Linked DNA regions of Homo sapiens: all the other regions are linked to region 2. A link is a contact called in ENCODE Hi-C or POLR2A ChIA-PET data. All regions are on one chromosome and are shown on one strand. The core of a region is the stretch at or near the end of the contact, and the rest is flanking DNA. Distances in the headings are between cores, read along the strand shown. Region 1 holds the start of TRAM2 (translocation associated membrane protein 2). Region 2 holds the start of CD2AP (CD2 associated protein). Region 3 holds the start of TMEM14A (transmembrane protein 14A). Region 4 holds the start of GCLC (glutamate-cysteine ligase catalytic subunit). Region 5 holds the start of OARD1 (O-acyl-ADP-ribose deacylase 1). Region 6 overlaps KLHL31 (kelch like family member 31).

Evidence for each region. Hi-C counts contacts between places; a loop is a spot of excess contacts on that map. ChIA-PET counts read pairs that join two places held with the same protein, here RNA polymerase II (POLR2A). Pooled maps may share reads with other maps.
Region 1: a pooled map shows a loop between it and region 2 (11-fold over the local background). The contact joins the promoter of TRAM2 here to the promoter of CD2AP in region 2. A Hi-C loop is called at or near these places in 6 of 50 pooled maps.
Region 3: a loop to region 2 is called in a pooled map, with 4 times the contacts of the local background. The contact joins the promoter of TMEM14A here to the promoter of CD2AP in region 2. A Hi-C loop is called at or near these places in 4 of 50 pooled maps.
Region 4: a loop to region 2 is called in a map of CD8-positive, alpha-beta T cell, with 17 times the contacts of the local background. The contact joins the promoter of GCLC here to the promoter of CD2AP in region 2. A Hi-C loop is called at or near these places in 3 of 168 maps with a recorded cell type or tissue (CD8-positive, alpha-beta T cell and naive thymus-derived CD4-positive, alpha-beta T cell) and 7 of 50 pooled maps. POLR2A ChIA-PET finds 5 or more read pairs at or near these places in 1 of 52 experiments (HepG2).
Region 5: a map of CD8-positive, alpha-beta T cell shows a loop between it and region 2 (20-fold over the local background). The contact joins the promoter of OARD1 here to the promoter of CD2AP in region 2. A Hi-C loop is called at or near these places in 2 of 168 maps with a recorded cell type or tissue (CD8-positive, alpha-beta T cell and naive thymus-derived CD4-positive, alpha-beta T cell) and 11 of 50 pooled maps.
Region 6: a pooled map shows a loop between it and region 2 (5-fold over the local background). The contact joins the enhancer-like site here to the promoter of CD2AP in region 2. A Hi-C loop is called at or near these places in 4 of 50 pooled maps.

What each region holds. Positions count from the first base shown.
Region 1 is chr6:52,574,333-52,578,309 of GRCh38, reverse strand. It overlaps TRAM2 (translocation associated membrane protein 2), which reads left to right and starts at 1,250. Exons shown (of 11, transcript NM_012288.4): 1 at 1,250-1,514. The coding sequence starts at 1,395. TRAM2-AS1 (TRAM2 antisense RNA 1) reads right to left here and starts at 1,108. Exons shown (of 3, transcript NR_103446.1): 1 at 1-1,108. RefSeq lists silencers at 678-1,537, 3,395-3,444 and an enhancer at 3,795-3,844.
Region 2 is chr6:47,475,994-47,479,644 of GRCh38, reverse strand. CD2AP (CD2 associated protein) reads right to left here and starts at 1,856. Exons shown (of 18, transcript NM_012120.3): 1 at 1,397-1,856. The coding sequence starts at 1,400. CD2AP-DT (CD2AP divergent transcript) reads left to right here and starts at 1,573. Exons shown (of 1, transcript NR_187257.1): 1 at 1,573-2,402. RefSeq lists an enhancer at 572-1,298 and a silencer at 1,585-2,094.
Region 3 is chr6:52,669,512-52,673,619 of GRCh38, reverse strand. TMEM14A (transmembrane protein 14A) reads right to left here and starts at 2,507. Exons shown (of 5, transcript NM_014051.4): 1 at 2,375-2,507. RefSeq lists enhancers at 2,643-2,802, 2,791-3,291.
Region 4 is chr6:53,542,681-53,546,624 of GRCh38, reverse strand. GCLC (glutamate-cysteine ligase catalytic subunit) reads left to right here and starts at 1,524. Exons shown (of 16, transcript NM_001498.4): 1 at 1,524-2,129. The coding sequence starts at 1,980. RefSeq lists a silencer at 1,551-1,980 and enhancers at 2,201-2,260, 2,099-2,840, 3,779-3,944.
Region 5 is chr6:41,070,655-41,074,568 of GRCh38, reverse strand. It overlaps OARD1 (O-acyl-ADP-ribose deacylase 1), which reads left to right and starts at 2,213. Exons shown (of 6, transcript NM_001329686.2): 1 at 2,213-2,333; 2 at 2,894-2,973; 3 at 3,293-3,437. The coding sequence starts at 2,935. It overlaps NFYA (nuclear transcription factor Y subunit alpha), which reads right to left and starts at 1,595. Exons shown (of 10, transcript NM_002505.5): 1 at 1,485-1,595. RefSeq lists silencers at 705-864, 895-1,524 and enhancers at 1,905-1,954, 1,985-2,194.
Region 6 is chr6:53,649,848-53,653,473 of GRCh38, reverse strand. KLHL31 (kelch like family member 31) reads left to right here. Exons shown (of 3, transcript NM_001003760.5): 3 at 1,144-3,626. The coding sequence ends at 1,876. Among named protein-coding and RNA genes, the nearest start is that of KLHL31, 14 kb to the left of the region's middle. RefSeq lists enhancers at 1,368-1,587, 1,618-1,677 and a silencer at 2,049-2,343. Within about 2 kb of position 1,898, at least 25 of the 41 ENCODE cell types and tissues checked have a DNase peak (open chromatin) inside an H3K27ac peak, as active enhancers do.

The DNA.
Region 1 (3,977 bases), core at 1-2,500, 5.1 Mb before region 2:
GTTCCTCACAAGACGAAGGTTCAACTTTGAGAAAGGTCAGCCTTGAAGTTAAATGAGGTTTAGTCCAATCTAGGCATTACTTTGTCATTTCCTTGAGAGTCAGATAAGGGAATTACAGACCCAAGACTGTATTTTAAGTAAGGTGGAGTGCAGATTGAGGAAGTAAAATTTCTCTAGGAACTCCATCCTGTCTCAATTACATTCCACCGCGTGCCACTTTTAAAAAACCATATTTATTTAGAAGTGAAATAACTGTGGACCTAATAAAAAATGGAATAGGAATTAGTTTTTTTTGTTCATTACGTATTTCTGCACATCTAGAAAGTAACTGACTGCTTCATTACTGGTAGGATTAAATCCAATATTTGCGAATATAATTTATTAAGAACACCTTTTGTCCTTCCAGGAGTACTTTTAAGACTTAATATTAAATAGAAACTTTCAGTGAGAAAGTTCCTTCCTTTTTTGCTTCTTCTGTGTTTATTCTTCCACTTCTTCTGATTAATATGTAAGGTAGACTTTCGGTGAAATGTGTGTAGCTAATTAATGGTGGCATGAGGGTCCCAAAAATTACTGGGCAAAACTGCAATCATCCACCCTCTCCCCGCATTGGAGCGAAAGCTCCCCTAGGGCAGGGTCTTTCGGTTTGTTGATCTACCTGAACTGTGCCTAGCCCACTGCAAGTTCTCGATAAATACTTGAGTAATCTCCATTCACTGATCGTCCGTGCAGGGCGCTGTGGCCAGCCAGAAGGCCGGTTCGCGGCTTCCCTGCTTCCGCCGCACCCGCGCCGCCCTCAGCCCCCGGGGCCACAGCCCGCAACCCCGGGAGCATCCGGCTGCCCGGCCACCCCCGGGGCGCTCGCTGCCTCCGGGGCCTGCCCTTCCCGCGGAGGAAGGAGCGGAGCGAGGAGTGGGAAAGCTGGGCCCACTTCCTGTCCGGGCAGGCCTGGGCGCCCGCCTCCTCCGCGGCCTGCTTTCTCCACCGCGAGCGGCTGAGCCTCGGGCCCCGAGAATGCGGCCGGGCGCGGCGCTGGCGCGGGACGAGGAGGAGCCGAGCCCCGCTCGCCGCCCCCGTACGCCTCCGCCCCGGTAGCCCGCGCGTGCCCAGCGGCTAGAGGGTTAAGCCCGCGGGGGGCGGGGCCAGGCGCGCCGAGTGCGGGCCGCGGGCTGGGCGGGGGCTGGGCGGGGGCTGCGGCCGGGGGCGGTTACGGGCGGCCGGGGGCGGGCGGAGGAAGGGGGCGGGCCCCGAAGTTGTTCCGCGCTGGGCGGGCGAGCGGCTGTGGGAGAGCGGGCGGCGGGCCGGCGGGCGGACCGGGCCGGTGCTGGAGAAGTTTGCGCTGCGGTTCGTGAGCGCAGGGTGCGGGCCCCGCCGGCCGCTGCGCGCCCGCTGCCATGGCTTTCCGCAGGAGGACGAAAAGTTACCCGCTCTTCAGCCAGGAGTTCGTCATCCACAACCATGCGGACATCGGCTTCTGCCTGGTGCTCTGCGTCCTCATCGGGCTTATGTTCGAGGTGAGAGCCTGGGGAGGAGGGAGCTGGAGGGACAGTGCCCCCTGTCGTGCACCGCCCGGCACACCCCTGCAGGTCAGCGGGCCCTCCTCTGATCGGAGGCTCCTGGCTGCCGTGTACGTTATCTGCACCCCGGCTTTGTGCACTGTACCCCTCCGGCCTGTACCCCGGCCAGCCCAGACAGCACCCCCAGCTCCGCGCCGTGCCAGCCATGCCATGCTCTGCCGCCCCCTTGGGCACTCATCGTATCCTGCAGCTCTGTCTGCAGCCCTGAAACCCCAGCCTGGCCTCGAACCAACCGCCGCGCTGCCACCATGGCTTGACGCGTGGGGTTCCCTTTCTGGCGTCCAGGAGCCAAGCCCAGAGACTCCCAGACCCGCAGTCATTGCACAACCCCCTCTTGCCCCAAGGGGTGGCCACTAGCTCTTCTGGGCTTTTCCAGTGGGAGAGACCCAGAACCTTTTCCACTTCCTATGTGATTTTCTGGGTGTTTTGCATCTCAGCTCTGGAACGTGCTCGGATGTTCACGTGTGGCCCTGGCCCCATCCCAGCAGTGGCCTTCTGCTCTCGTCTCGCTCCCACTTTTTTGCTGTGCTCTAGAAGGCCAATTTTTGGATATCCTTTACCACTCCGTGAACTGTCCCTTTAGATCCATCTGCGGCGACCCAGAGCTTCACCCCCTTTACAGAGACAAGAAGAGAGACAGGGATACCCTCCACTTTTTGGGGAAAGTTGATTCTCTTATAGTGTAGGAGTGGGGGGCAGAGGATGGGGATCCCACCCCCAACAGCAATGTCCTGGTGTCGGCCTCCCAGGCAGGGAGTTGTAGAAAGCCAGCAAGGGGTCAGAATTCACAAGACTGATGGGAAGGATTCCCTACTCTTGCAGAGCAAGAAAAATGTGATATTCAAAAGTGGGAAGAACTGGAGGAAGCTTGGCATGGGTTTGTTGCGGTATATCTTGTCTCAGAAGTGAGATATGTGAGCGACATTCCCCTCACTCTCACCGTGGTCTCCTCTGGTTCCTGAGACTCCTTGTCCTCCCTTCTGCGTCAGCTTGCTTATTGCATTCTCACGGTTGGGTTAGGAAGCTGTGATCATTTACAAACTTCCTTGGAGATGGAGGATGGCTTGCCTGGCTAAATTTCCTTCCCTGTCCCTCTGTCTCGGGTTCCCTGTATCTCTACGAATGACAAGGGCCCTAATTGGCTGGCGAAGCTGCCCTCAAGCTGGGAACGTTCTTGTGGTGGCCAAGTCAGGGTTGGATGAATGAATGTGTCCGTGGCTGAGCTTTAGGGTCTGTAGGAAATAAACGGTGGTGCTAGGACTGGGGTCTCCACTCCACTTTTTGATAGTGCTCCTTTAGTTCAGTCCCTCTCTCCTTCCTCTCCCTCTCACAGCTCTCTCTAGTGGTATATTGGGTCGGGCTTGCTCCACCTTGTTCTGGGTTCTCCCCTGGAAGTGTGTGGTGTCACACAGAGTCATATCCGTGTGTCTCAGTCCCTGTTCTGTGACTAGTCTGACTGAAAACTGACTGCAGCCTCAGTTTCCCCATCATTAAAGACGTTCATAAAACTGGTCTTCGTCACAGGGTGGTTGTAAGGTTTAACTGAGATCATATCAGCAACAAAAGCCATAACATCTCCTACCAACATGAAAAAGTCTCTTGCGCCTGGAGCCCTGTGATTATTTATCATAATAATAGCTTAACAAAATAACAGAATTTCCTTTGCCCAGCGCATTCTCTGCTGTCTGTTTGCTGTCCTCCATTCTAAGAGGCCTCCAAGTGCGTGTCCCCAGCCTTGGAGGGTGTGGCTGGAAAGATACACGTGACAGCTGTAAACCTCAAAGCCACAGGCTGCAGCGACGAAGTTTCTCGCATAGCCTGTGGCTCTCTCCGTCATATTTCTAGCATTTGTTAGGGTTTGTGGCCCTCCCTGTTTTATCTTTGCTCAGAAAGGGCTGCCAGCATTTGAGTTTGGTACCTACCTCCTTCCCTGGGTCTCTAGTCTTATGGAAAGTCCTGTGCATTAAACCTGCCACTCTAAAAGTTGAAAGGTGTTAAGAGCTGTTACTTCCAGTATCTGGTGAAAGAGAAAGGCCCAAGACGAGAAAAACAACAAACAAAACTACTCTTCCTCCCCCTTAGGCTTGTATTGGGGAGTGTAGCAAGGCCCCTGGTTGAAATGCCTACAGGCCCCCTTTTCCTGCCAAGCCCATCACTTCTTCCCATAGCACCTTGAACCTACAGGACCTACAGGGCAGGTGTCTCCTTCTTTTGGAGGTACTTTGTGAGATCATCAGTCTGTGCTTCTCTGGGAGAAAGAGGGCTTTGCCCTAAGCCTCCAGTAAGAAGGTCTTGTGTTCTTCTGTGCTGGGCACATGGTGGGGGCCTCACTGTCTTTACCCACCGACTAACTAACTCTCCACAGAGATAAGTATTCCTGGGGGTGGGGAGGGGGAGTTT
Region 2 (3,651 bases), core at 607-3,106:
AGTTAAAGTGATTTTATAATTTCATACTTAAAAGAATATGCCCACAATTGCCCTGCAAGCTCAACTAATCAATTATAAAATAATTCATTTGAAAATTCCAAATAGCAAATGTTTTATTTCACTGTTTTTGAGCTCAAGAGCACTTTTGAGTATGAAAGTTACCTGAAAGGAGGGAGGTGGAGAAGGGAACATAAAATTAGAAAAGTCTAAGAAAACAGAGGATAGCTAGGCGAGTGTCTATAAACAATATGCTCAAAACATCCCCCACAAAGCAAAGTGTGGACAGAGGGTGCCACATCAGCAGTAGTCTGTATTCGTCCTGCTTCTAAATCATTTGTTAATTACATGAATTATTCATTTCGGTGATCGTTTGTTGATATGAAGCAGTACCAACTCTCAACTGCAAAAAGTGATAGGGTCCTCCTGATTTGCTCTACAAAAATCAAACTTGGGTTTACTCTTACAGAACACGTTCTGCCTTATAGAGACACAGGGTGTTTTGTTTTTTGTAAGCTATTCTTAAGTTGCTTTTAATTTTTAAAGGATTGAGGGAGTTAGTTTAATGCCTAGCCCACACCGAACTTTGTTATCAAAAGAAATTGTTACACCACTTAACAAAACTCCTTTTCAACCCGGACTGCCACACATTCTGCCTTCTCTAACTTCAAACAAAACTATAAAGCACATAGTAAATAACATATAAGGCCTTGTATTTTTCTCTCCTCCGGCAAGGAAGTCTAACTCCAAACAGGAAACTGCTCCTCAAAGGATCCAACACTGAAGTCCAAACCCAGTCCTCGGGAGCACACTGAATGCTTAGGTGCCAACACACTTGCCTAGGTAGAACCCGAGTAAAACAAATACTCAAGCTTTCCTGTCCTTGAGGCACCCCTTGCGAGTTTCAGCAGGAAAAAAAAAAAGTTTTTGAACAAATTTATCTCTCTCCTTAAACGTATTCAAAGCCTCGCAGAAAATAAAGAAGTTGAAAGTGCTACTTTATCAAGTTTTTCGATCGCCCTCCCCCATCCCACGAGGAGGGGGAGGGAAGCAAGGGGATGAGGAAGGGAAGGAAGGTCAGGTCTGATTTTAGCTGGGCAAGGGGTTAGCAGAGGTGGCCAGGCGCCCCCGCCCCCCATCCCGCACCTTTCTGGTGAACAGGAAAAGAGGCGGAGAAGGGAGAGCGAGGGAAAGCACCCGCGAGCTCTCCCACCAGTTTCTCCGTGAGAAGAGCAAGGTGGAAGGCAGGGCAAGAAGGGGCGGTGGGGAGAATGGAGAGGGTGGGGTGCTGCCGCTCAGGGGCTGACCGCAGTCGCCTCCCCAGAAGGCCGAGAAAGGGCACAGCCTCCCCGGGTCTGGAAGGTCCGGACGGGCGGCGGGAAGCGCCCGAGTCTCTTACCCATGCTGGGGGCTCCCGCGGGGAGAAGCCGACGTCCGCTCCTCCTCCTCCTCCTCCAGTGGTGGCTCGCGCGGCCGCTCCCGCGGCTGGAGGCGGGACCCGCGCTCCGCGCTAGCCCCTCCTGAGCTCAGGCGGGGCGAAGAGTCGCCTCCATCCGCCCGCGGCGCTCTCCTACCAGTCTCTTCAGCGCGGCCCTCGAGGCAGAGGCAAAGGCGGCGACAGCTCCTCACCCCTGGCCTCCCCAGGAGCCACGGCGGCGGGAGGGCCCTACCCCGCCCGCCCGACCGCGGTTTTCCCACCCTGGCCGCTCCCGCAGTGGGGAGGGACCCACCGGTTTGCCCAGACCCTCGGCTCCAACCCCGAGCGCCCGCCTAGCCTCGGAGCCCGCCCCTCGCCTCTTCCTTAGCACTCGCAGTTAGAAAAGGCGACACCGTAGACTAAGGTGGGGACCCAGACAGAGGCCGAGAAGGTGCGGGGAGCTGGGACCGGGAGGAGGCAAATCTCGCGAGAACGCCCTCGTTCTCCCCGCCCCACCCCGCCCCGTCGCGTTCGGGCTCTCTCCCGGTCCCCACGGCTGCTGCCAGGTGCGGTGACGTCACGGCCGGGGGTCGCGCGCCGACCGCGTCCAGGTGCAGCGAGCGGATGAGGAAGCGGTGCAGAGGAGCTTGGGCTCGCTCTCCCCCCGGAGGCTCGGAACAGCTTGGGCGGGCGTTTGGTCTGGTTTGTCGCCTCAGATGGATCAAAAGGTTTCTGCTGATAGGCAAAGTTGCCCCACTTTCCGCGGCGGCGACGCGGAGTTACTTTCTGCAGCGAAGCAGCCTCGAGGACCTTAAAGGGAAAAGGCGGACAGAAGGAGGGCGAGCGCACTTGATTTCGACCTTTAAGGGAGGCCCAGATGCTGCCAGGCCCCTCAGTTTACCTTGCGAAGTTACTTACGGATCAGCAGCATTTGGTCTTCGTCGGGTGAGGGAGAAACCTAGGCATCAAATAAATTCTGTTTCACAGATTCCTTTAGTCTCTTGTCAGCTGAATGCAACTTTATAATTTGCTTTTTTTCTTTTTAAAGTATAATTTGAGTTGTTACTTGATCGAGAGAAAAATAGGCATCATGATTTGAAATACTGCCAGGCATTTTTTCTAGCGTCAATGTGAAGGAGGGCATAGGATTACTATAGTCAGTCAAACATGAGCTTGGTAGTTACGAAGAAGTATAATTATTTCAGCAAGCTTTTTTTCCCCCTTCTGTTTAAGTAGACCCAATTCCAGGGCAGATGTGTGTGTGAGCGTTTGTTGAACGCCAACTATTGTGCCTAGTGCTTTTTCAAGAAATTTTGTAATTCTCAGTCATCCAGCACTGAAACTGACTTGCCCTTTGGATCCAGGCAGACATGGGTCCTTGAAACTCAGCACAGCCATTTACTTTTTGTGGGACCTTGGATAAATTAACCTGTCTGAACTTCAATTTCTTGAGTATGTTCAAACAAATCTTGCAATGCAGAGCACAGTGGCCCATAGTAGTAACCTTGGACGTATCCATTACCACTATTTCCTATAGGCCTGCTTTTGCCATCTTTTAATTCTTCTAATGCTTCTCAAAAGGTTACATGTGGTAATTTTATAACAAGAATGATCAAACTCACAAACAGCAGCCAAAAAGGATAAAAGAAAAAAGTTGAATATACTCACCTAAACAAGATTACATTGACATCATGGAACATGTGCCTTTTTTAGGTAACAAATATGTGTTCAGCATTATGTTCGTTGTCCCCTACCAAGCAAAAAAATAAAAAGCTAAAGTACAGCGCTAATCCTCAGAGATTTTGCATTCTTCTAGGGGGGTGAGATACGAACACAAAGTTAATTAACAGTATGAGGTAGTGAGGGTCAAATGCTTGAGAATTTAAAGGAAAATAAATTACTGTGGGCAAAGCAAGCTGTAAAGAGAAGGTATGAGTTGAACGAAAGCTTGGGGAAGGCAATAATTCAGTCTGGAGGAGTCCTAGAACTGAGGAATGGAAGTGGATATGCAAACAGAGTATTTCTGAGCCTTTAAGAAATGTGTGTGGCTCAAGCAGCCCATAAGGAAGGCCATTTACGATTTGGAAGAATGAGGCTGGTGATGGGCTAAGAAGGATTCATGAAAGGAGACAAAAATATAAGCTATTGGAAGCACATACATAGGTAGTAAATTCAAGGCCCAGAGCCCTTAAGTTTCTAGAGACTAAATTTCTAGGTCTCTAGAATCCTTAATATTT
Region 3 (4,108 bases), core at 1,258-3,757, 5.2 Mb before region 2:
ACTGGGAGCCTAAGGATGCCCAGATCAAACAGGGTCCCAGCTGGGACCTTGGAGAGATGTTGTGCCAAACCCCTATTAACCTCAATAAGGAAGGCAACAGGTTCAAGAGGCCAAAAGAGACCCATTAGGGGCTTACAAACAGAGGAGGGAGTCCAGTGGTGGTGAGCTGGGCAGGAAAACAACCGCTTGCAAACATCATGCAATTTATGCAGCATTTTCACTTAACACCCTCCCCTCAATGACCTCTACCTGGCAACTTGATTTAACTCAAAATTCAAGGCCTCAATTCCCCGTATGGCCCCTGTTCTATGGGACAGGTGGGGCAGGGGCTCAGATGTTCTTCATAGACAAGAAATAAATCTCTGGGTTGGGCAGGCCTGGGTTCCCTAGTTCAGAAAACACATTCAGGTTCATCTGCCACACAGGGTCATTCTAAGGGTATGCTTTAATTATTGCTGTCAGGTGCATTTACCCTACAGGGGAGCATGAATAAGTCAAGTGAAGAGGGTGCAGGGAAGGGTGTTCCTGGCAGAAGGGAGCGCATGTGCAAGGCCCTAATGGCACAAGAAAGCATGTTCTCAAAATGAAAAGTGCAAGGGGCTTGTGAAAAGAGAGGGTGCTGGTGAGAAAGACAGGGCTGTACACCCACATAAGCCCCGTAAAGGGAGTCTGGTTCCGTCCTAAGGGCAATGAAGGATCACTGAAGGGAGCCTCACAATCAGATTTAAATTCCAGCAAGCACTTCCCAGTTGCAGTAGTGAAGATGGGTTGTGAAGTGAGGCAGGGAGATAAATCGGGAAGCTGTTGCAGTAAAGTAAGCAAGAGCTTAGTTGATAACGGTAGGCTTATCTAGAGAAATGGCAATGAGAATGGAGAGAAGGTGGACAGATTTCAGAAGTTCAGGAGGTAGAATCAGAATTGAATTTGAGGCGGGAAGGGAAAGTCAGGGGTGAATCAGAGATGACTCACCCCTAGGTATCTGGCTTAGACCATTAGGAGAAGTAGGGAGTCGGGGAGCCTCATGCTATTCCCTGAGACAGAGAACATGGGAACAGCAGCAGGTGTGTGGCGGTGGGAAGAGGGAGGTGGCTAGGAATGATGGGACCTGTTTAGAATGTATTCAGTCTGAGACGCCCAACACACAGTCCGGAAAACACCCTTACATACAGATCTGAAGCTTATGAGAGTTCTTTCATTATCAGGTGTAACTTCTAGACCTAATTTTCTCCTAAAGCTAAGTAGCTGTTGTGAAAGATTAATTCCACTCCATCCTGAGCCCCCCAGCTCTTCCTGCGATCTTCTCTTGAGGACCCATACCCTTTTACTTGGTTGGGATTCTCTCAACTCTCAGCCAGCCAAGCTCCTTGAGGGCAAACCAAGGTTCAGTTTATCTTTGTCCTCCTCACAGCACCAAGAACCCTGCCATGCACAAGGCAGGTACTTAAAATACTTGTTAAATGAATAAATGAGTGAGTGAACCAAAGGAACAGCTTCTGCCTGAAGACATTCTGTAACTGACCTACCCAATACAGCTTTATTGCCAGGAAACAGGTAGCCCCTTAATCTCCTTAGCGAACTGACTGTTGTTCTAAAGAGGCAAAATAAATCTACTCCCAATGCTTGCAAGAAGATTCTGTTCTCACAGAGAATATTCAGACAAAAGAATCACCTATTCCATGACGGAGCCATGTGGCCAGGCCAGAAGCACACATTAAAGCCAGAGGCTGTGTTAACATGGAAGGGATAAGGTGGGAGAGGATGTGCACAGCACATCACACGCTCTCATCACAAATGTGATGCTCAAGCCTTGGAAGGACTAAAACGCATCTTGGATGCAATGCAGCAAAACGATTTACCATACCAGGTACAAAACAAGGTGACAGGGGACAGCCTCGCTGCCCGCCCCAAATCCTCCAAAATTCGGAGAATTAAGAGATTTTCGGTGAACTGTTACATAAAAAGCATTTTCACATGCTAAAGATATAACAATTACCTACCCTTGAGCTCTTGGAGGGCACAAAAGGCACATTTTCGAGTGGGGTCTGGGTGGTGCTGAGAAGGTTAAAATCCTGCCAAGCATTTTGCAATGGTCCATGAGCCCACCCCACCACCCCAGATCCAGGAAGGTAGGAGGCAGGATAGGTGGGATATTTAGGGATACCAGAAGGCAGAAACTCGGGAGGAGGAGAAAAATGATACCGCGGAGGTAAGACCGATGCCCTGCAAAATCCCCTCAAGGTCCTCTGCATCATCGTTTGCTGTACAGGTTTGGCGCGGGGGAGGGGATGCCCGCTAAGCAACGCCCCTTATATTTCTGCAGTTTTGTAAGAAAATTCAGAGCAGGAAGGTCTCCATTGCGGGATGCACAGCTCACCTGCAGCCCCGAGCCTTCACTGCAGCTGAAAAGACAGAAGTCTGGGGCCAGCTGCCGCCAAGCGCGGTACCTGGAGTCCGGAAGCAGTCTCCGCACCAGCGCTGTCCCACTCGGCGCCCAGCCGTCTCGCGCTGAGCAAAGGCCGCTCCCTCCTGGAAACGCCCTCCCTGCCGCGCGCATGCGCTGTGTCCCTTCTCGCCTTGCAGGACTCCACCCGGTCCATGCCCTCCGGCTGAATCCGGGCGGCCTGTAGGCCAGGCAGCCAGGAGGCCCTGTGCTGCAACATCCCGGCGGCAGCCGGACCCGTTGCTCCGTCTATCCTGCCTTCGGCCCTGTCCTGGAGCCAGGGCTGGGGTTTGCTGCCTCCCGCCTGACGGAGCAGGACTGGCAGGAAGCGTGTTTGCAAGAAGCCAAAATTACAGAAGGCGAAGATTTTTAAATTAACTCCATTCATCTTTCAAGGGACATTTCCAGAACCTCCAAAAGGCAACCCGAGGTCTTCTACACACCCTCCAGCAGACTGTCCCCACTGTCAGTGGAGGGAGCTAAGGTTCAGTGAGGTCAAGTGACTTAGTTGTCCCAGGTCAAAATCCAAGTTTGCCTGGTGTCAAAGCCCAAGCACCCTTCATTACACTATGGGATCATCTAGATGTGGTTGGGAGACGAGGATCCTAGTTTTAAACTTCAGGCCCAGGATTTGCTGGGTTTAGATATCTACTGGGAAAGGTATAGAATTCCAGAGTTGGAAAGCACTTAAAACCTTGCCTAATGCAAGGCAATCCGCTCAATCCCAGGAACGAAACTTAAACTGACCTTATTTTTTTTTTAAATACAGGATCTCAGTCGGTCGCCCAGGCTGGAGTGCAGTGGCACCATCCCGTCTCACTGCAACCTCTGCCTCCTGCCTCCTGGGTTCAAGCGATTCTCCAGCCTCAACCTCCCAAGTAGCTGGGATTACAGGTGTGTGCCACCTCACCCGACTATTTTTTTTTTGTAGAGACGGGGTTTCACTGTGTTGCCCAGGATGGTCTTGAATTCCTGAGCTCAAAGCAATCCTCCCGCCTCTGCCTCCCAAAGTGCTGGGATTACAGTTTAAATTGACTTTAAATTATGCCTCCCTGTAGCAACTTATCATCTCAATCTTCTGCCTTCTTGATTGAATACAGAACTCCGACCCTCTTCCTTATGTAACAGCCCTTTGGAGATTTGAAGAAGGTTGTCATAGTGAAGTAGCTCTAGAGGTTCTGTGTCACTGAGAATTACAGCGGAATTCCTCAGAATAAAAAAGGAAACTCAAAAATTAAATCTTGTGAAGTTTGTTTGCTACATCTATTCTTTGTGCATAAAAGTGCTTCAGGGAAGTAATATAACTACATCTAACTTATGAAAGTCTAAGTTGGTCCTGGGGAATTAATAAAATTCCTGAAGATTCACAGAAGAGTTGATGGCAAGGCACTGGAATGTGGCGTGGAGAAAGTGATAGCCTGAAATTTGGTTCTGAGTTCTCTCAGCCCTCCTTTCCATCCCCTTCTATGCCCATCCTTACCCCAGCCTCCTCACCTTCTCTCCTCACACTCTCAGAACACTTACCCTATTTGGAATAAAACTAAAATCCTCTTGGAATACTTCATTATCTTCATCTGATGTGACCTGGGTAAATAACTCCCCTCTGGACCTCAGTGCCTGGATTTAAGATATGGACAAGACTAGATGCTCTGAGATCCCTTACACCCT
Region 4 (3,944 bases), core at 275-2,774, 6.1 Mb before region 2:
CACTCTATACCAAGCACTTTTCTAGAATTAAAGGTACAAAAGGCATAAGTCATCTGTGCCCCAGAGGAATTCACTATTTAGTGTGGAGCTATCTTTAAAATGACTCTATCATTAATGTACGAATGCAACCAAAACACAGAGAGGAATAACTGTGACTCAAGAGATGAACATGAGTGTGTCAGATGGAGAATTTCAAGCAGGAAAAACAACAGAGTGCCAGAACCATATACAGATCTGGTGAGGTTGGTGGGAGGGCAAAGGAGGTTGTTGAAAAGGCTGTGGAAAAATTAGAATGTGGTTTGATTTCTATCCCACCTGTGTGATGAGGATGGAAACATCTTCTCCTGAGCTTCAAACATCCCTACCACACACAGACACACACACACAGACACACAGACACACACACACACCATTGTGGAAATCCCAGCCAGACCTTGGGTATTCATGCCCCCAAGCCCTGTGAGGGGCACATCCAATATGAAGGCTGTGGGAGAAGAGAATCCTGCTATCATGTACTCACTCATTTAGCAATTAATAAGTGCTTACTAAATGTTAACTCTGTAGTGCGAGGGAAGAGGGTATGATAAATACACACTTTCTGGGTAGGTACATGTATGATCTAGTTGCCTTCACTTTTCCCCTGACAGGTCATTGCTCTGTCAACACATATTTATTAAACAATCACTTGGGGGCACGGTACCTCCTTCCTCTCCTTTCCCTCCGAGATAAGGCCAACTCTAGGTGTTCCCACTATCTTCAACCCCACCCCACGGTAGGCTCACAAGAACGTCATTTTGATCACTTAAGGGATGAATTTTAGGTTTAGATGGAGGATAAACTTTTGGAGATGGTTCCTCATATGGTCTGTCTGGAGACTTTTTGCAATAAATGGTGTCCGTGCCATCCAGAGAACATAGGTCACCAGTTAATCAAGACAGTAGGGAATAATGATTTACACATGTTGACAAATTGATTCCTCTTAATAACCAGGTCAATTTTTTGGCCAACACTATACACATGTACACTATGCACATAATTACGACATCTATAAAAGATAGAATTAATCTAATTTTATGCAGATATGGGAAGAACTCGTCCCAAGTCTCACAGTCAGTAAGTGATGGAGCCTAGAGTTGAACTGTTTCACTTCACTACCATGTTAATACTTTTCTCAACACATTCTGCCGCTCTCACTCTAAGTGTGAGGCCCTGTCCAACTAAAACATAATATGGTGAGTTCGTCATTGATTCAAATAATCAACTTTCTTCCCGAATCCCAAGTTTATCTCTTCTGATTAGGAAAAAAAATGCATTTTGATATGTCGCGTTTGCGTAAAGCGAGGCCGACCGCACGCCCCCTTCTCGCGAGCTGCTCCCCTCAACTGCGACCCAATCACCCTTGCACACGCCTCCTGAGCCCCCGCGGTTCCCACCGGGCTTCAGGCCACGCCTCCGCCGCTGCACCGCCTCCTCTCCCCGCCTTCGCCCGTAGTCTATAAAACCTGGAGCGCAGGATCGCGCCCAGGAGCGGCGAGCTAGCGGACGCAAAGACTGGGCATGCTCCGCGGCGGCGCAGGTTTTGGTCACAAGTAGGAAGAAGCCAGTGCACCAGACCGGCAAAGAGAAGCGGGAGCCGCCGCGGCAGCGCGGCCGTGGGGTCCGCCGCCGCCGCATCGGAGCGGGAGGAGGAGCAGCGGGGAGGGCGAGGCCGCCGGGCCGAGAGCCGTCCCGCCTGCTCTCGGTCTTCTGCCTTCGCCTCCGCGCGGTGCGTCGGACCCAGGGTCTGTCACCTGGGCGCCAGGGGCCGCCGCCGGGGAGCCGGAGCGGGCAGGACCCTCCCTCCGCCGACTGCGGCCCGAGAGCGCCCCCGCGGGGTGGAGCGGCAGCCGCCTTCTGCGGGCGGCTGAGTGTCCGTCTCGCGCCCGGAGCGGGCGACCGCCGTCAGCCCGGAGGAGGAGGAGGAGGAGGAGGGGGCGGCCATGGGGCTGCTGTCCCAGGGCTCGCCGCTGAGCTGGGAGGAAACCAAGCGCCATGCCGACCACGTGCGGCGGCACGGGATCCTCCAGTTCCTGCACATCTACCACGCCGTCAAGGACCGGCACAAGGACGTTCTCAAGTGGGGCGATGAGGTGAGCGCCCGCGGTCCCCGTCCCCGCCGGGCACCCGTGTCTGGCCGCCCGCGCTGCCTTTGTCTTGCCCTACGCCCCCGGCCCTATCGCGGTCCGCGTTCTCCACTGCGCCCGGGGGTCCTCGAGCGCCTCCCGGCCCCGGGAGCATCGTCCCTGCTTTCGCCTAGTCCGCGTCCAGGGCCATCCTCCTGACTAGACTCCTTTCTTGTTCATTCATTCTTTTGGGTTTTCCCCTTCATTCCATAAACACGGATTGGGCGCTGGGAGGGCGTGAGCATGAAAAAGTGACATTAGGTGCTGCGAGTCTTCAACCTAGTGTATCTGCAGACCGGCAACTACCATGATCCACCTTACAGGCTCAAAATTCGCTTTTGCGGTCAATATGAAAGAGATTTAAGTTTTCCTAGTAGGCCTGCTGCTTTTAGAAATCAGGTCTTCAGGATGTCCACTTCTGCCCTACCTCATGCAGGTGTCTTTTCCTTAAACCTCTCCAACTTCTCATCTTCCCTCCCCTCCAAAACACACACACTTCATAGCTATAAATTGAAACCAGTAAATTACGGCTCAGTTTCCTACATGGGGGAGGAACCTTCCCTTTCCTGTTTAATTCTAAGTGGGAATGCATTTAGAGTTTCAACATTAGGATTTGCTTGTGTCTTTCCATGGCCTAGGTCCAGCAACTAAACTTTACAAACCAGTGTTCTGCCTAGAGATGAAATGTCTCTAGATTCTCAGTAGGTTGAACCATTGTTTATTGGAATGATCTGGAATGCAGCAATGTTAAAACTGTTGATTTAGTGTCATCTGCCAAAACTTTTTGTGCCTTCCCTTTCTGTTTTTGAAAATTACGTGTGTATGCAGTACACATTAAATGACTTCTTGAGAAGTCCATCTCTGTTTTTGTTTTTAGCTTTTGCCTTAGATGGCTTGCCACCTGTGTAAATTGTTTATCTTTTGGCCAGTGTTGTTATCAATCTTGGCCTAAGTGCTGACGTGCTGTTACACCAGTGCAGAATATCTCCTTTCAAAAAGTTAGTTTTTTTTTTTTTTCTAAGATTGGGATTCTACCTCCTACAGCTGAAGAAATTGTGCTGTTTTAAATTAGGAAAGTATGATGACTAGTAATTCACATTTCTACAAAAAGTGGTTTGTCACACTTCTTTGAACAGAAAAAGCACAGCATGTGTTTTGGTGATGATTCTTCAGTTTTACTGTAAAGTTCATAGTTTCTTTACAGCATCTGCCATTTTGTATATTCATTTTTGTATTGTGTGTCACAGGAAAATGTAAGACGAAATTGGGCAGGGACATTATGCTTGTTCACCTCTGTTTTCCTAGAGCCCAGCCTTGTGCCTGGTGTAGTTGGCATCAGGTCCTTGTGGCATGAATGAGTGAATGAACTACTATTTCAAGTTCCCACTGTATGGTAACTAGTCATTGTAGAGCAGTTCAAAGTTTGACATTTTTTTGTGCTGCTCTTTTTTTTTGAGACAGAATCTTGCTCTGTCGCCCAGGCTGGAGTGCAATGGTGTGATCTCGGCTCACTGCAACCTCAGCCTCCCGGGTTCAAGCAATTCTCCTGCCTCAGCCTCCTGAGTAGCTGGGATTACAGGTGCCTGCCACCACGCCCAGCTAATTTTTGTATTTTTAGTAGAGATAGGGTTTCACCATGTTGGTCAGGGTGATCTCAAACTCCTGACTTTTCACCCGCCTCGGCTTCCCAAAGTGCTGGGATTACAGGCATGAGCCAATGTGCCGGGCCCTGTGCTGCTTTTGACATTTAACTAGGTCTCTCTACAAAGACAGGCAGTTCAA
Region 5 (3,914 bases), core at 964-3,463, 6.4 Mb after region 2:
CAAGCTCTTCCATCTTTCCTGTGGAAGAATTACCATCATTCTTCAAGGCCAGTCAAAAGTGCGGTGGTGATAAGCCTTTCACGGAGGCTAGCTCACGCATGGATACTTCACAGCAACTGAACTTGGCCCCTTTATAGCACTAACCGTTAGGTATTAACTACCTGTTCACCTGTCAATTTCCATCAGGTAGGCACAGTTCTTATTGACCTCTACGTACTCCCTCCCTAACACACGGATTATACCTGGCATATACTAACTGCTGGATAATTGGTTGCCAACAGCAACCTCTCACCCTAAGGAAAACCCCACAACACTGTTAGTTTCTAAACATCTGCTGAGAAAACGTTAACACAGGACTTGAAAGTGTATCAGAAAAACATAAACCAAGAGATGAGTGGACTGGGTCAAGCCTGACACAAAGTAACATAGAAAGGCGAAGGCAAAAACAAAGGGAAAAAAAACCCCCAAAACTGTACTATATTCCCAAGGGAGGGAGATTTCACAAAATGAGCAGTGGATAAGATTAGTAATATGAACAGCAAGTTGTGCAGCCTCCGGAAAGAATGCGCAAGGGTATCAATCTTCTAAGAGTGAGGTTCCAGGCACCGAATGGACTGGTCTTACAGCCCGGACAAGAAACGGAGACCGCTTGGTTGGGCTCCAAGACGGAGGTGTGCGGTCCTGCCACTGCGAACGGGGCGGGGAAGAGAGGAAATGACGAGCCAAAAGGGGTGGTAACGGCGCCGGGCCGGAGACCCGGGCGGAGCGGGCTGGGAGGAGGGGCGCGGCGGAGCAGGGGGAGTGGGCGAACTAACGGCCCCCTCTCCCCACCAGGGAGACAGCGGGGGCGGGCCCATAGGGCTCCGAGGCGTGGGCGGGCCAGCCCCGTTGCCAGCCGCACACGGGACCCCGCGGCCGCGGCGCGCACCCTCCCCAGGCCTCCCTCCCGACCTAGAGGGGCTGCAGATAAGACAGACCCGGCTCGCTGGGAGCGGGGAGCGGGGGGCGCGGGCCCCGGGGAGGCTTCCTGTCCCAAGGGCCGGAGAGTGGAGAGTGCAAGGGCAGGTTTAAGTTTGCGGCCAGAACGACCAGGAGGAAATCGCCGAGGCCCAGGGCGCGCATGTGTCCCCTAGTGTAGGGCCATTCGTGGCCCCAGGCCTGGGGCCTGAGAACCTGGGCCTGAGTCGGGGAACAGGGACGCATTCCCAACTGGCCCTGGCACCCTGCGAGGGTCGGAGCCCCGAGGTGCCTGCTCCCCGAGGCGCCATCCCCGCGCGGGGCGGCCCCTGCAGGCCTCGGCCGGGAGTGCCCCGAGGCGCTCGCAGGCCCCGGGCCGGGGCCGCTGGCCGCCCGGCTCGGCTAGGCTCAGCTCGACTCCCCGGGCTCGACGGGCGCCTGGGCCTCTCCTGAGTGGTCAGCGAGACCCGCCAATCGGGGCGCTGGGGCCGGCTCTGGGCCGCTGGATATTGGCTCCTCACACTCACCGTGCCTCGCTCCCCCGGTTCGCTGCCCGCGCTGATTGGCTCCAGTACCGGACTCCGAAACCCAATCAGAGGCTCCAGCCGCCGCTGCCGCCGCCACTGCCGCTGCCTAGCAAAATGGCGAACCCGAACAAAGGGGAATCGGGCCTCCCTCCAACCGCCTCCGCGCAGGCGCCTCTGAGGCCACGCCCACTAACTCCAGTTCAGGGATCGCCCCACCCCTTCGGAGGAGCAACGCGCAGGCGTTCCCTGAAGCCACGCCCACCTTCCCGCTTTGACACCACCCCCAGTGAAAGGAATACGCAGGCGCTTTCCAGACGCGCCAGACCCTTCAACTCAAAACGCTGCCTTGAGCTTAGTACTACGCAGGCGCTAACTAGCCCCTTTGCCAGCTGCCCACCCCTTTCCAAGTGGCCACTAGGACACACCCCTGCGGCTAATGCGCAAGCGCCACTTTTCCCGACTCGTGGGGCAGTTTCGTTACGCATGCGCGGGCGGCGGCGGGAAACCACGGAATTTACTGCCGGAAGTTCGGCGGCCTTCGCCAAAGAGTGTGGGCTCGGCTAGCAAGCTAGAGGGGCTCGTTTCCGCCCCGCTACCGGGCGGGGGCGGCCATCTTAGATGCGTGCAATTAAGGGCTTTGGCGGGATTGGCTCCGCGTTTGGGCTGGTCCGCTGCTCCCCACCTACCAGGGTCGGATCCGGAGCCCTTCCCCGCGGGGCGGGGACCTCCAAACAACCGACTCCTTTCCAGGTGAAGGGTGACTTGGGTACGTTGGGGCTTTGAGCGAGCCTCCCCGCACCCTCCCATAGGACCCCAGGACAGACTGCGTCCTCGCTGACCCGCCCTAGGGTAGGAGACAGAGAATGGGAGGCTTCAATAGACTCTTTCCTTCTCCCACGCACCCCCCAAAAAAGTGGGGGGTGAACGTTCCTTGAGAGGCCGCCTTCCTTTCCCCACGCCTGGGGCTCAGCACGCCAGTACCCTGTACACTCTGTGGTTGCGGCTTAACGGGACTGTGGCCAAGTCCCTTCTGTTTTCTTCTAAGCCAGACCCACTGGGGAAATACTTTTGCGTCGTGCAGAGAAAAGGAGACCGTCCTAAATCGGCCTTGCTCCGGAGTGGCCCTGGAGAAAGGAGGAGGCGTGTCTTAGGGATGGGCTTTGCTTCCGCTGACGGAGCGGGGCGCTCCAGGAAAGCACGAAATGAGAGCGGGTCGAGACAGCCTCCGAACCTAAGCGTTCTTCCTCTTTGCCCCAGAAGGGTTTTGTATTACGTCCCAGGGGCCGAACAAACTCACATTCATCGATAAACGTTGGGGAAAAAAGCCTATTAAGTGGTTGTACAGGGCAATCAGAATATTATATACTAAGGCTGCCTAAGCATTTTTACTTCCTTTTCCCTTCTCATAGCTGAAGAAACACTTAAATTCTGGAAATAGCGACTCAGTATCATGGCCAGCAGCCTTAATGAAGATCCAGAAGGAAGCAGAGTGCGTAACAACTATTGACTTATTGGTGAACTGAAATTCGTAATAATGGAGGTCAAAAGCATAAACACTTTTTAATTAAATTAATGATTGCATTATCTTTTTTTCTCTCTAGCTGATTTACTTTAAAAAGGCTCAAAATTCTAGGCAGGGATCATCCATTACTTTCCTTTTACACATGCTGTAATTGGTTTGGCTTTAAATCAGATTGGAGGAAGGGGTGCCGGGAGAGGTAGTCGTGGGGGACACAAAATACAGAAAAATAGCTTAGTATTTTACTGTATCTAATAAAACATTGTCTTTTCCTTTGCACATTTTTTAGATCACTTATGTGAAAGGAGACCTTTTTGCATGCCCGAAAACAGACTCTTTAGCCCACTGTATCAGTGAGGATTGTCGCATGGGCGCTGGGATAGCTGTCCTCTTTAAGAAGAAATTTGGAGGGGTGCAAGAACTTTTAAATCAACGTGAGTTTTGGAAACCACTTACCTGGTTTGCCCTGGCTAGAGCACCTTTTAATCTGTTACACTTTAATAAAATATGCGTGTAAAGAGGGGATTCCTAAGAACCAAATGTTTTTAAGATTTTCCTCCCCAAGAATGGCCTCTAGTTTAGACGTTTACCATATCAAAACCCAACTCCTGTGAAGGTTTTTAATCTCTTCCTCTTGTATCATGAAACTTTCTTGACGATATTACTGTACTTCTCTGAAACTTGAAATAACTCTGAGATGCTTAGTCTATAGGTTGGCATTCAAGATCCTTTACTTACCAATATTCTGCTTTCTCTTCAAAGAGGAATTTAGAAACCTCTTCTTCCTTACAGACCCCTCCCATCACTTTCTACGGGCCACTTTAAACCAGAAATGTGCACTAGAATCCTATGTAAAGCTTCTGCAACAGTTTCTCCGACCACATTCCAGGCTTAACAGCATCAGTGTCCAC
Region 6 (3,626 bases), core at 649-3,148, 6.2 Mb before region 2:
TATTTATGATTAAAAATTAAACTTCCATTCATATGAAATGTTCAGAAAATCATGCTTATATCATGGTAGTAGTACAAAGTCAAACATAACTAATGAGCAAGATCTGAAAATTTGTGTAGTATTTCATGAAAAATATACTTTATTATTCCATTATGTGTGTATGCATTTTAAAGAACACAATTAACTGATTTTTAGTGTTTAATTTGTAACTATAGTTGAGTTTAATTTGGGAGTTAAATGGGACAAAGATGAACATCAGACTGAAGGAGTGAGTTCTGTATTTACAATACTTCTGAACTATGTCAACAGGAAAGCATCAGTTCACTATGCTTATTTTCCTCCTGCTGTAAAGACACCTTTTAGTACTCGAGTCGCTTTGTGAGGTATTGATTGCAGTGCTTATACATGGATAGTTCCGAGCACTGAAAAAAATATATATTTATCCCTAAACTAAAAAGTCTTCTCTACTGACAAGTGCTGGAAAATAGAAGAGTATCCAAAGTTAAGCCTTTGTTGATGCTTTTAGACAGTTCTATTGGTCTCAGTCTAACAGACAAGAGAAGACTTTGCTGAGTGGCTTGGCTTTACTGTCGCAATGGCCAAGAGAGGTGTAGGATTAAGGGGTTTGTGAGAAATGGAGAAATCCAGTCAGTCAATTCGTATCTTAAACTGTGACAGGGAGCTAGGAATGGTTGGCATCTGAGGATATGCAGAATTGACTTTAATATGGCGATGCCCTTCTCTGATCGCCACTCCTCTGATCGTCACAAATGCCCAGCCTCCCCCATGTGCACATCTCGTAAATCCCACTGGATGATAGATATTTGAATATGGAGGAAAGGGGGACTGAAAGCTCAGTCTCTGTGGGCTCTTCTCCAAGTGGCCCCATAAAGGGAGTGCTTATAAACGGAGGAGAGGCTTATAAACGGGGGCGAGGGGTGGTCAATGCCTGCTTTGTCTTTTCCAAGTGTCACACATTTTTACTGGCTGAGAGAGAAACTCCAGCCTCCAGGTGAGGTGCTGGGCCAGGTCCCTCGCCTCCTTGCAGGGGTAGTGTCAGGCTTCCCACTCATGATTTGCAAAGTAACATGGGGTCCCCAGCTGCCGCCGACAAAGCTGTTACACCTTCTCTATCATTTCCAGATACGATCCCCGCTTCAACACCTGGATACACCTGGCCAGCATGAACCAGAAGCGCACGCACTTCAGCCTGAGCGTGTTCAACGGGCTCGTGTACGCCGCGGGCGGCCGCAACGCAGAAGGAAGCCTGGCCTCGCTGGAGTGCTACGTGCCCTCCACCAATCAGTGGCAGCCGAAGACGCCCCTGGAGGTGGCGCGCTGCTGCCACGCTAGCGCGGTCGCCGACGGCCGCGTGCTGGTGACCGGAGGCTACATAGCCAACGCCTACTCGCGCTCTGTGTGCGCCTACGACCCGGCCAGCGACTCGTGGCAGGAGCTGCCGAACCTCAGCACACCCCGGGGCTGGCACTGCGCGGTCACGCTGAGCGACAGAGTGTACGTGATGGGCGGCAGCCAGCTGGGGCCGCGCGGGGAGCGCGTGGACGTGCTCACCGTGGAGTGCTACAGCCCCGCGACCGGCCAGTGGAGCTACGCGGCGCCGCTGCAGGTGGGAGTGAGCACTGCGGGCGTCTCGGCGCTGCATGGCCGCGCCTACCTGGTGGGGGGCTGGAACGAGGGCGAGAAGAAGTACAAGAAGTGCATCCAGTGCTTCAGCCCCGAGCTCAACGAGTGGACGGAGGACGACGAGCTACCCGAGGCCACTGTCGGCGTGTCCTGCTGCACCCTCTCGATGCCCAACAACGTGACTCGGGAATCCCGGGCCAGTTCGGTATCTTCTGTGCCAGTCAGTATCTGAGCCCAGGTAGATGCAGGGACGCAGGAAGAACACGTTATTTATTCGTAGAGCCACGTGGTTAACCTCTGAGTTCGCGAAAAGGAAAATATTTAACATTTACTACACTGATTGTATTGTAAAATATGTCGAGGCACATGTCCTGATGGCTTTAAATTCCTGGTATGGCATAATCTACCTCTTTTTTTTTTTTTTTTTTTTAGCAAAATACAGGGCAATGGCCAACAAAAGAAACAATTTATTTCAGCGGCCACTGGGTGGCAGACGGAATTCGTTATAGGCACTCTCCCAAGGCGGCATGTTTCCTAAATGTATAGCGGTTACACCCACATTTGAGATTTTTTCCTCTACACGTTAGTACACTTGAGGTTTATGTAAGTGATTTCATGTTCAAAAGTTTATTTTCCTCTCTCTCTTTTTTCTTTAGGAAGTTGAAGATATTCATATAGATTTTATTTATTTAAAAATGGAAATTGTCGATCTCCATAAAGACTTAAGATTTAATTCTGTATTTCAACGCAATTTTCCCCCCATATGTGATTGAGTAAAGGATTTTGAAAGATATCCCATGACAACGTAATAAAGCTTAAAACAAGATCTGACCGAAAAGGAATAGGGATTCCACCCAGGGACCCTAAATTTGATAACCTTTGTGTTAGCGGACATTCCTCTTCCTCCATGCCTCAGGCCCCAGTTTATTTTCTACCATAAAATCATGCTCTCAATGAAGTAATTGATATGAATCATTTAATTTATAGCATAAATTTAAGTCATTTGGTTGTTTCAACTAGAAGGATTTGCATTTTATCCCTTGTCCTCTATTAAAGAAGAATTTCACATACCCTGGGAGCCTTACCCTCACCCTAAAAACTACACCAACCTGGTTAAAGGCAACCTTGGCCCTAATGTACACCCCGCGAAGATCACCAAATAAAACTATGTCCCTAAGGACCATTAGCCTTAAGCTTAGAGAGCTTGAAGTTTACACAACCAATAACAATAATTTTATTTGCCCCAATCTTTTATATGATAAGAATGATAGAAACATTTGGAATTTGTAGATTTGGTAGTAACTGGATGAATGGGTTCTCCTGTTGATAAATGCCATTGTTTCCCATTTAATATGGATCCTCCTGATTTCTTAAGTAAAAATCAAGCACTCATCTCACGTATATAAAAATATATACTCATTCTGTCCTATTTTTATTAATCTCATCTGCTCCAAATGAGCTTTGGATTTATAATCAAAGTGTACCCACTTGATAGCACTTTTCCTATATGTTTGCCAAGTTTTGGGGAAAGGGAATGACTGTAGTAAATGATACATATTTTCCTTTTTTATAATTTATCACTTTATTCTTTGACAGTTTATTTGTTTTGGAGAGGAAGTGGCCTATCAATTATGGGTTATGTGCAATTGGATTTTGAAAAATAAAACAAGCTATTTAGGAATTGAACATGAGATATATGGAAATATAATTTGGTTTTTGTTAATCTCATCCTCTCCACCTTGTGTAGATAGGTTATTGCTAGTTATGATATTTATTTCTAAAATATGTTATTTGAACTGTGAAAAGTGGTTCATATAGTACACTTTGTGGAACAATTTTATATCATTACCCCGATGAAAAGTTCAATCTCTGGATATTTAATGATAACACTCAGGTAAGGGCTACAAACGCTGTAAATTAAGAACAAGATATTATTAATGTAAAAGCGCTGGGCTGTTTCCTTATCCCACACAAAGAATCTT